Regions from separate parts of the Homo sapiens genome. Here all the other regions are linked to region 2. Evidence: chromatin contacts called from ENCODE Hi-C or POLR2A ChIA-PET data. All regions are on one chromosome and are shown on one strand. The core of a region is the stretch at or near the end of the contact, and the rest is flanking DNA. Distances in the headings are between cores, read along the strand shown. Region 1 has its middle 400 kb from the start of PRDM5. Region 2 holds the start of PRDM5 (PR/SET domain 5). Region 3 has its middle 90 kb from the start of TNIP3.

Evidence for each region. A loop is a pair of places that touch in the nucleus more often than their neighbours do. ChIA-PET counts read pairs that join two places held with the same protein, here RNA polymerase II (POLR2A). Pooled maps may share reads with other maps.
Region 1: a loop to region 2 is called in a map of endothelial cell of umbilical vein, with 12 times the contacts of the local background. The contact joins the enhancer-like site here to the promoter of PRDM5 in region 2. A Hi-C loop is called at or near these places in 2 of 168 maps with a recorded cell type or tissue (ascending aorta and endothelial cell of umbilical vein) and 7 of 50 pooled maps.
Region 3: a loop to region 2 is called in a pooled map, with 4 times the contacts of the local background. The contact joins the enhancer-like site here to the promoter of PRDM5 in region 2. A Hi-C loop is called at or near these places in 1 of 168 maps with a recorded cell type or tissue (psoas muscle) and 5 of 50 pooled maps. POLR2A ChIA-PET finds 5 or more read pairs at or near these places in 1 of 52 experiments (activated CD4-positive, alpha-beta T cell).

Annotation. Positions count from the first base shown.
Region 1 is chr4:120,516,444-120,520,388 of GRCh38, forward strand. No RefSeq gene overlaps it. Among named protein-coding and RNA genes, the nearest start is that of PRDM5, 400 kb to the right of the region's middle. Within about 2 kb of position 1,713, at least 4 of the 41 ENCODE cell types and tissues checked have a DNase peak (open chromatin) inside an H3K27ac peak, as active enhancers do.
Region 2 is chr4:120,920,534-120,924,093 of GRCh38, forward strand. It overlaps PRDM5 (PR/SET domain 5), which reads right to left and starts at 2,193. Exons shown (of 16, transcript NM_018699.4): 1 at 1,983-2,193. The coding sequence starts at 2,075. LOC105377399 (a long non-coding RNA gene) reads left to right here and starts at 2,403. Exons shown (of 2, transcript XR_001741804.2): 1 at 2,403-2,794.
Region 3 is chr4:121,252,255-121,256,152 of GRCh38, forward strand. No RefSeq gene overlaps it. Among named protein-coding and RNA genes, the nearest start is that of TNIP3, 90 kb to the left of the region's middle. Within about 2 kb of position 1,322, at least 4 of the 41 ENCODE cell types and tissues checked have a DNase peak (open chromatin) inside an H3K27ac peak, as active enhancers do.

The DNA.
Region 1 (3,945 bases), core at 463-2,962, 400 kb before region 2:
CCCTTTGAAAACTTAACTCATATTGATTCACGGCCTGCCTAAAATAGTATTTTAATACCTAAAATGCTATTTTACTCCTAATAAAATCCATTATGATAGCATCATCAAGAAATCTCTGAAAATCAGGAAGGCTGTCTTCTCCAACCTCATGCCATTCCACAAATTATTATATTTTAGCTTGGCTTGAATCCTCTTGTTCCTCAATTACCAAACTTTTTAATACTCAGGGCCTTTTCACTTGCTATTTTCTCCTTTCATCCTGTCTGGTTCTTTGAATGGTTTGTTCTTTTTTGTTATTCAAGCATCAACTAAACACCAGTCTCAAAGAATTTAACCCTATCTGTCCTAGCTAAGTAAACCTCTCTAATTAAAATCTATCATGTTGCCCAGTTCAATCCATTCAAAGTACCAATTAAATCTCTAAATCTTTTGTTTACGCACGTTTATTGATTGTCTCCACCCAGTAGAATGTAAGCATCTTAACACCAAGACTATCACTGTTTTGTTATCCATATATTCTCAGTACTAAGCAACATGCCCATTATATCTAATATTCAATAAATATTTACCGAGATGAATAGGTGACTACATTAATGAATGGCATTAACTGCCTATGAATTGTGGGACTAACAGTCTCATATAACTAACAATTGTGGTTGCTGGCATAATGCATAATTTTCACTGTTTTATTATGTGGTTACAGATAAATATGTTTATTCATATTTATCCAGGCAGTTTACAATATGATGATGTGGCTACTAATTTATAGTAACTAAAATTAAGAAACCATATAAAAACTCATCAGCAAGTGAATGCTTAAATAATTTTTAGAACATTCATATTGTATAATATCACAAAGCCTTTTAAAATGTTGATACAACTCTCTAGTTAGGGAATTAAAAGATGACCATCATATGTCATCACATGGAAATAGGTTACAAAAGATCTTTTCTAATATGAACTTATTACTAGTAAAGTACAAAGACAAAGAAGAGCATCTGGAAACAAAATATATAAGAAAATACTAGCAAGGGTAACATCCTGGTAGTGACATTATAAGTAATTTGGTTTTTTTTTCTGCCCTTGTAATAGCACAAATATTCTCCAATTAATATATCCTGGACAGGAATTATCTTATAATTAGAAAAATAGCCTGTACAACTAGTTATAGTTTGGGAAAAACAGAAAAATTAAAGTACGAATTTCCATTATTTATAAAAATATTTGTTCCATTTCTACCTTTAGAAGGAATATAGAAGGAAATGTAATGTAATATAGAAGGAAAAGAAAATTTTAAAACTCCTTAAAGGACTTCAAAATACAAAATTTTCCAGTTTTATCTTATTTTGTTTATTCTTAAATATCATATACTACTTCCACATTCCAACACTCTCTTTTTCTTTCATTTCTCTACACACCCTAGTGCTTCTGTCACAGTTAAGTCAATGAATTTTGAGCAAGAAAATAAACCTCTCATTTATTTTCTTCCACTATAAACCTGACTGAACTAAAGAATAGGGTTTGTGTTTGGAATGGTTATGAAATTTATATTCTTGGGAGCAGAGACCAAGAATCCAAAAGGAAAGAATGGGTGTGAGGGACAGAAGTGGAAGCAGAAACACCTCTGGAGCAGTGTGACCTCTTCCCTTCCTTCCTTTTTTGCTGCCAAAAGCTGTGACTCAGAAGGGACAACACAAATGTGAAGGAAAGCAGATCCTTTCTGCTTACGTATTTCACGAGGGCCAATGAGAATTCTGCTTACATGAGGGCCAATGAGAATTCTGCTTACATGTGATAACAGGGGCGATGGAAATTTACTTTCATTCTTCATACCCTTTCCCCTCATATTCACATACTTGCCCATCTATTTAGATAACTAGAAAATGTTTCAGCCAAAGTATTCTTATAGCAATTCCAAATGAAGTTTAAAAAAAAAGGTGACTTTGTTTTTCTTTCATTTTTATAATACCATAGATCTGAGATTTTCTTAGTTTGAGGAATATTACATTTTAAAAGAAATTAAGGATCAGAAAATTGCCTCAGCCACGTAATTGAGGCTCCATAGGTGAGTTTCAACTTTATTTGGGAAATATTGCTATTGCTGTGCAGTAAAGTGATGCAGAATGTTAAATAGGACTCAGTCTAAGTTTATGTAGTCAAATTTTATTGCTTTCCAAACAAATGAAACTCATTCCTCCTGAATTTTATGGTTAGCTATTTGTCTTCTAAATCAAAGTTCTATGATTTTAGCATGGCAAGAATGTTGTTTAGCGACAACATTGCCATTTGTATTTCTGTGGTAAAGTTAAAAAGGAGAGTGTGCTCCTCTCATTTTCTTTTGTCTTGGTTCTGTCCAGGCCATGAAAGTTCTCTAACTGGTTACTCTGCAACTCTAAAGCACCTTTCTTTCTTAAGAGAGAAAACTAGCAACAATAAGACATATTCTAAGTCTTACATGGAAAGTAAAAACATATCTATTTATGATCAACTTTTCTAGCTTATATTGGAAATACTACTAAACACAACAGAGACCATTCCTCCCTGATTCATATACAAAAGAATTAATAAGTACACATACTGTGGACCTACTACAAGGTATAAAAATGGTGGCAACTCATACTGTCTTTGTGAGCCAATTAAAAATGTCTATTTTAAGTTTAGCAAATTTAATAAAATCAATAACACCAGAGACTAGTATAGGAAATGTTTCTGGCAGTCTTTTGTGATATGTACAGATCACTTTTATATTTGGGAGTAATTATAATGACCATAGTTTTCTAAATTAAGTACCAGCAATGGAAATGATTGAATGATGCCAGGCCTGCACATCCCCCGAGACATTGCATTTTCCCTCATCTCCAAATGGAGTCACTTGACTCCACATTGACACTTGTTTTTCACTTAGATTCCAGGAATAATTGTGATTTTAAGGAAATTAAAAAAAAAATAGAAACTAGATCAACACTCTAGCAGAAAATCATCATTATTTTTTATAAGATGTCCTTGATAAAAATTCATGTACTGTGTGCTAAAGAAAAACTCTCCATCTTATCCCTCCAGTTTGTAACTGATTTCCTGTCTTATACACAAAGCCAATGCCCATGTTTGATGCCATGCTTACTGTCCAGTATTTCTGTCCCTCTATTCCAGCGGTGTCTTATGTTTCTTTGGTAATACCTATCTTGCCTTATACAAAATAAAATGAAAATGGATTAAAACAACTAGAGAAGCAAGAGCAAACCAAACCCAAAATAAGTAGAAAAAAAGAAATAATAAGGATAAGAGCAGAAATAAATGAAATTGTAACAAAGAAAACAATATAAAAAGTCAATGAAACAGAAAGTTGATTCTTTCAAAAGTTAAACAAATTGACAAACTTTTAACCAGATGAAGAATAAAAGAGAGGAGATCCAAATAAATAAAATCAGAGAGTAAAAGAAGACATTACAACTAATACTGCAGAAATTCAAAGGATCATTAATGGCTACTATGAGCTAATACATGCCAGTAAATTGAAAAATCCAGAAGAAATGGAAACATTCCTAGACACATACAAGATTGAATCATGTAGAAATCTGAAACTTGTACAGATCCATGACAAGAAACAGCATAGAAGATGTAATAAAAAGACTCCAAGTAAAGAAAAGCCCAGGACTTATGGTTTCACTGCTGAATCTAACCAAACATTTAAAGAAATCATAAGACCAATCCTTCTCAAACTATTCTGAAAAATAGAGGAGGAAGGAATACTTTCAAACTCATTCATTATCCTGATACCAAAATCAGATAAAGGTGCATCAAAAATACAAAACTACAGGCCAATATTCCTGATAAATATTGATGCAAATTTCCTCAACAAAATACTAGCAATACATTGGAAAGATCTTTTATCATGTCCAAGTGGGATTCAACTCAGAGATTCAAGGATGGTTCAAGATATGCAAA
Region 2 (3,560 bases), core at 943-3,442:
AGCTGCAGCCTCACAATTCAGCTAAAGTCTGCTGTTTGGCTTTAGCTTTGTCTTCGTCCTCAGATTTTGGAAGGAAAAGGAACTGAAGCTTGCTTTAAGGTCATTTCTGAGATCAACAAACCTGTCCATGACCTTGTGACTGAATATTTTGGGATCATAACTAAACATCGATAATAGTTTGGATTCATAGCAAACATCTGCACATTCACTTTGAAATACAGCGAAGCATTCTAAATATGATCTGGATGAAAATCTGTATGTGTTTTATTTATTAAAGTTAAACTGGCCAGGAAAAGATAAGCATTTATCATTGCAATAGTAAAGTGATGCAATAATATATGATGATTTTGGAAGCTGTTCATTTCATTGCATGCCCAAAAATAAAATACTTACAAAGAATCAAACACATGAAAAAAATAAACTGAAATTAATAAAAATCTCAAAAGAAAGTAGGTTGGCCAGCTGTTTCTAAAAATCTATATGGTAATATAAGGAAACAACAAGGATTATATAATAATTCTAATCTTTGCAGAGTTGTTTACAGTACTCTTCATAACATTAAATAAAATGATTTTTAAGATCTGTGTTTAATTTTTAAAGTAATTAAATTTAAGCCAGAAACCTTTAAGGAAGGTCTGTTTGAGAATTTTTCACATCTTTTAAGAATGAATTAAAAGGAGAATTTCAACTCTGTACAGACGTCATTTGGTGATGGTTGTATTTGGCCTTCAAAAAATGTTGATTTTAACATTTGGCCATTTGGCAACTATTCAATACACCTCTAATTCAGATAAATTATTTATTCCTGTTTTTAACATTTGAACATTCTCGCCAACTCCCACTTGAAAAAATAAATAAGTGGTTTATTTTCTCCAATTTTGCCCTGAAGGATGACTGGAGATCATGTTGTCAGTGGAGCCCTTTTTGGGGATTACTAGCACTTTCTACTACTCTTCACCAGCTCTTTAGGTCAGAGGCAAAGGGGAGAGGGTTATATGCAGATGAAAGGCACCCTAGTGTCTCTACTGCATCCTCTGAACCTCTTGTTAACATACCTTACCTGAACAAGCCTGTTCTTGCCCAAACCTCCATCTTACAAAATATCTACTAAGAAAAGGGGGCGAGGACGGCTAGGACGACTCTAACAAGTTATAATATTATAAGATCAAATCCAAAGAGCTGGACTTTTCCTGTGGCCTCTCTTCCTAGGCCTTTGCTTTCAACATCCAACACTTTCAGGCCCTTCCTGTACGAACTGAGCAATGTGCTTCCTCTCATCACATGCCTGTAACTTTCTGGCTGGAGAGATCGAACCGATGTTGGAGACAAATTAAAAAAAAAAAGAGCGGAGAAAAAAGGTATAGACACTCAAAGATCATCTGGTTGGCACCTCCCTGAAGGCACATATAATACATTCCAGAAGGAGGGAAGGAAATCCTGGGCGTATGAATGAGATTCTACGGCCTGCGTGGAGCGGCGCTCTGGGCTGCTCCTCCCATCCCCGCATGGAAAGTTAGGCGTTTCTAGCCACATTAATTCATCCTAAAGGAAAAGAGGCGACAGCGGAGCAGCGTGCGCGCGGGGGAAAACACCCGCCCACGCGTGCCTTCGCCAACGCAAAGACGCAGCTCACACCCGTAACCGAGGAAGAGGGAGGCTCCCGCCGCGCTCACTTCCTGCGGGAGAGAGGAAAGACATCTTGCGGCAGGGAGGCCGGTGGCAGTTCCGCCCCTGGACCGGCCGGCAGCGGAGCGCACCCCGCCGCCACCTACGTGGCGCTGCCTGCTCGGGTGGCGCAGCGAGTAAAGGCCACCCCCGCCGTGCCCCGCGGTCCCCGGCCTTCCCACGGACGCCTGGCCCGGCCCGGGCGAGGGGCGACCGGGGTGAAGCCCGCCGCGCCCCGGGCCCTGCGGCAGGGCGACTCCGGGAGGCACAGGGCGCGCGAGGTGCAGGGGCGCGCAGGCCGCCGCCGGGTCACCCACCTTTCGCACTCTGCGGGCCGTGTAGAGCCCCATGCCGTCCTGAACCCGGGAGGACTTCAGGGAGAACCTGTCCGGCACGTACATGCCCAGCATTTTCCCGGGCGCGGCGGCCGCCGCCTCTCTCAACACCGGCGCTTAGCGCCCGGCAGGCGGCACATCGAAATTTGGGGTGCCAGGGTAGAGGGGAGAAACCGGCAGGGAAGGAGGAAATGGAGTTTTCCTCCCAGAATCCCCACCTCCCTGCCGATTCCAGGATCCCCCGCGGCTCAGCCCCTCCTCGTCCCGGGTCGGGCTCGGCCCGGATCCGTTCCTGCCATTCCTGCTGCGGGGGCGCGGGGGGCGCGGGCCTGGGCGCTGCGGGCGCCGGGACGCCGCTCGCTGATTGGCCCGAAGTTGGCGGCTCTGACCCGCGCCCGGGCGCGAAGCCCGGAGCAGGGCTGACCCCAGGGCCTCAAACCCGGAGGCCCGCGAGCTGCGCGGGCCGTCAGCACCCCTAGCCCCGGCGCGGCGGCGTGCGTTCCCGCCTTTGTCCAGCTCTGGGTTTTCAAACCTTGCCCCGCTGAACCATTACTCCCTGTAGGGGAGTCTCGCTTGCTTCTCTTCAGATGCAAAACGAAATGGACCTTCACACAGCTGGGGCATCCTCCAAAACAACTTTATCAAGTTCCTGACTCTGAAAGCCAGCTTATTGCCGACTACTGAGAACGAACCCTGCGGTCTAGGAAATTTCCGTGCTTCTCACATTTGAGTTATGCGTCTTTGCTTTTTTTCACGTTTGTTGCAGAGGCTAGAACTTAATAAGGGATCGCAAAGTATGTTGATTAACGTACGGAAAAATATGTTGCAAACAATTTAATGTTTTAAGCACTAGAAACTAGATATTTTATGGTAACATAACCTCTGGGAAGTTCTTATACTTCTCAAGGTACAATATTCCTGAGACCTCCCTTGCTTGATAATCATTAGACGTATTACGGATTTTCAGACATACGGAAGTGGATTTGTGGGAGACAGGAGGGGACACCCAAACAATAGCATCTGGTGTCACAACAATGCAATAAAGTCACAAGTCTTGTTTTAGTGTTTTTAATAAGCTGTTAGGCTGTGCAGTGTGCCCAGGACCTTTAAAAGCCTGTTTCATCCTTCAAAGTGATCCTGGGGTCATCTACTCATTTCTCTTGATATTTATGGTAATTTTCTACTCTAGGGTCTTTTCTCGGAAACCATTTGATGTTCTTAATTGATGTTCTCATAAACCATTAAAAGCACACACAAAAGTTTGACAAAATTACAGACTACACACACACACCATGGAAACGATTCCTGTTTCTGCAGGAAACCCTTGGAACATAGTTCCTAAGCAGATTTTTTTTTTTTTTTTTTTTTGACAGGGTCTAGCTATGTCTCCCAGGTTGATCTTGAACTCCTGGGCTTAAGGGATCCTCCGGCGGCGTTGGCCTCCTGAAGTGCTGGGATTACACACTTGAGCTACCACACCCGGCCCCTATGTAGATTTTGATTCAAGTTTGGAAAAAGGTTTAAAAAACAAGAACAAAAGGCATTATGGGAAAAAAAAAT
Region 3 (3,898 bases), core at 72-2,571, 330 kb after region 2:
AACTACATAAGTGGGGTTTTAAAAAGCCAAGGGTAAAATGCAGGGTTGCATTATTCGAGGTTAATGAGTTGCTTGTTGGATCTGTGTATCCAATTGACAAGAGAGATCTGGAAGCATAATCTAAATCCATCCCAGTCCCAACTCAGTTTGCTGCCACCTGGTGGCAGTAGTCCACAACAGCTTAACTATCTCAGTGGTCAGGAGATTTCCAGGACAGGCTCAATGAAACCCCAGCTCTGGTTATTTGATCCCCATTTCTCTGGCTGTAACTGTGGGATATTAGGCTAGGAAAATACTGAGGATGCAGGGAGCCACCCTTCACGTTATCACCTGCTTCATCACACAATGTTGCCTGACATTTCCAAGATAAGATCTTTTACCTGACCTCCCTTGAGAAAATAGTAGCAACCAATTGCCAATTGCTTTTTATCAGGATTCACATTATCTTGGTGCTGTATTGTTGAGGGGTTTATGTTAATTTGAAACACATGAAAAGTAACAGAGGACAAGAGCAAAATTCTGGAGCATGGTTCCAGGTAATTCTTCCATGTGCTCCCGGGTTTAACGTAATGTTAAGAGAATCGACTCCCAGCCAGCACAATGACTGATTGACAGAAGTGTGCTGTCTTTGGGCATGGATTCTTGCAGTTTGGAATGTCTCCCTGCTTCTGTTGTGTGAAATAATTGGGTTAACACAGAAGCTCACTACCTGGAAAGATTAAACATAGGGGCCTCATGTACTGTTTTAACTAAACCATTTCTTGAACATCTTTAATAGTTCCTGACAAAATAGGGTCTCTTTGACTGTTAAAATTGTTATTTTTAAAAACACTATGATACTTTTGTGTATAGATAATTATAGAGAAATTTAAAGTGACCCACAATCTCACCACCCCAAAAAATCAAATTATGTTTAAAGGAATACATAAATATATTTCAAAAATTCAAGTAGTGCTGAGAATAATAAAATGAAAATTAGAAAGTCTTTCCTCATCTCCTTCCCCCCTGAAATTACCACTATTAAGTTTCCTTTATAATGTTTTGGTTTTATGCATACAATAGAACAGTTCTGCAACTTACTTTTTGCACAAAATAACATCTTTTGGAAAGATATTTCCATATATCAACATATACACGTATAGATCTACCTCGTTAGAAAAGTCACAGAGAGAAAATCATTCACCATGTTATCATAGTTTTTATCCAAGTCTAGAGCCTGTGATAAAAGAGTTTCATACAAGTGTATCTTAGTCAACTTGAGTTGCTGTAACAAAAATAACATGAAATAGGTGATGTCAAGAACAGAAACTTATTTCTCACTCTTCTGGAGACCAGGAAGTTCAAGATGAAGATGCAAGTAACTCGGTTCCTGGTGAGGGCCTTCTTCTTGGTTTGCGAGTAGATGCCTTCTTGCTGTATCTTCACCTGGTGGGGACAGAGAAGAAGCAAACTCTCTTGTGTCTCTTCTTATAAGAGTACTAATCCCATCACAAGAGCTCCAACCTCATGGTTAATTACTTTCCAAGGGTGAAACCCTTCACCTCCAGATACCACCACTTGGGGATTAGGATTTCAATATCTGAATTTGGGGGAATTTAACAAATGTGCTGTCAATAGAAAAGTGTTTTTTCTGAAATGACCCCAGGGATCATGAGTGAGGCATAGAGAAAGTGTGCCTCACCTGCAAGATGGCCTCCTAGTTCCCTGCCTCCTAGTATTCACACTCTTGTGTAATCCCCTCCTGCATTGAACCTGGGGTGATCTATGTCACCAGTAGCATACAGTACAAGTGACAGTATGTCCCTTCTGAAACTAGGTCATTAAAGATAGTGTGGCTTCCTGCTTGCACTCTCCTTTGCCCTCTGTTACATCGCTCACTCTGGGGAAAGCTGGCTGCCACCTCGTGAGCAGCAGTCCATGTAGTGAGAAACTGAGTGCTCCTGCTCACATCCCTGTAAGTAACTTTAGAAGTGGGTCCTCCAGCCCCAGCCAAGCCTTATGATGAATGCACTCCTAGCTCACATTTGGAATGCATCCTCATGAGAGACCCTGAGACAGACAGAACCACTCAGCCAAGCTGCTTCTGAAGTTGACCACAGAGACTGTGAGAATAAATGTTTGTTGTCTTAGGCCGGGCGCAGTGGCTCATGCCTGTAATCCCAGCACTTTGGGAGGCCGAGGCAGGCGGATCACGAGGTCAGGAGATCGAGACCACCCTGGCTAACATGGTAAAACCCCATCTCTACTAAAAATACAAAAAAATTAGCAGGGCATGGTGGCAGGTGCCTGTAGTCCCAGCTACTCAGGAGGCTGAGGCAGGAGAATAGTGTGAACCCGGCAGGCGGAGGTTGCAGTGAGCCGAGATCGCGCCACTGCACTCTTAGCCTGGGCAACAGACAGAGACTCCGCCTCAAAAAAAAAAAAATTGTTGTCTTAAATCACTAAGTTTTTTATGTAATTTGTTGCATGGCAATAGATAGCTGATACAGGAAGTCAAGCAGAGGAGGGAAAGGCAGTGTAAGAATGTGTTGGTCACCTTTTTTTTTTCTTTTTCTTTTCTTTTTTTTTTTTTTTTTTTTTTTGAGACAGGCTCTTACTCTGTCACCCAGGCTGGAGTGCAGTGGCATGACCTTGGTCCACTGCAGCCTCAACCTTCTGGGCTCAAGTGATCCTCCCACCTCAGCCTCCTGAGTAGCTGGGACTACACACGCATGCCACCATGCCTGGATAATTTTTGTATTTTTTGTAGAGACGGGGATTCACTATGTTTCCCAGGCTGGTTTCAAATTCCTGAGATCAAGTGATTCACCTGCCTCAGCCTCCCAAAGTGTTGCGATTATAGGTATGAACCACCATGCCTGACATGTGTTGGTTACTTCTATGGTCAACTGATGCTCCATCCAGCAGGACCTTCTGAGGAGCCTTATGTAATGAATGTCAGAATTGTCCCTCTAGAAGATCCAAGGGGGAAGCATTTCCAGCAGCCCCATCCTTCATTTGTCAAGTATGCTCTATCAGTGTTAACTCTTCAGTACTTCCAGGTTACACGTGGGTGAGCACCAAGTGGCTTCCCATGGGCTTCCCATGCCACACTATGAGGTATATGACATAGCTCAAAGCAAGACTATCAGGTCGTGCCTGTACAAACCTGGTTGAAGCCTGCTCCAAACCATAGCTACAGGGATGGAAAAGAAGTACATCTGATGTAACCATATACATCACATTTCCCATGATCTTCCTTTTCATACATGTGTACACCACTTATTATTTTCAACATAGCAATTTCCTCTTGGAGTTTTAAAAAATATTGAAATTGAGTACATTCACTATAATTAACTTCTTACTTCATGTGATAAGTCATGTTTTATTGTTAATGTGTCTATTGCTTAATTCTATATGAATTTATAGTGCTCTTGAATTAAGAAAATCATTGGCCATGTGCAGTGGCTCACGCCTGTAATCCCAGCACTTTGGGAGGCCGAGGTGGGCAGATCACCTGAAGTCAGGAGTTCGAGACCAGTCTGGCCAACATGGTGAAACCCCATCTCTACTAAAAATACAAAACTTAGCCGGGTGTGGTGGCGGGTGCCTGTAATCCCAGCTATGCAGGAGGCGGAGGCAAGTGGATCACTTGAACCCGGGAAGCAGAGGTTGCAGTGAGCCAAGATCATGCCATTGTACTCCAACCTGGGCAACAAGAGTGAAACTTCATCTTAAAAAAAAAAGAAAAAGAAAAAGAAAAGAAAATTATCTTTCCTTTCAATTTGAAATTCCTTAAATTAATCAAAGATTACATATTTTAGTTGATAGTACCAAAATTAAAAACAATTTCAAATCTCCACATTGTTAATCCACATCTCTCATGTCCCTTTAGAGTCTGTGATTAAGAGAAGCAAGA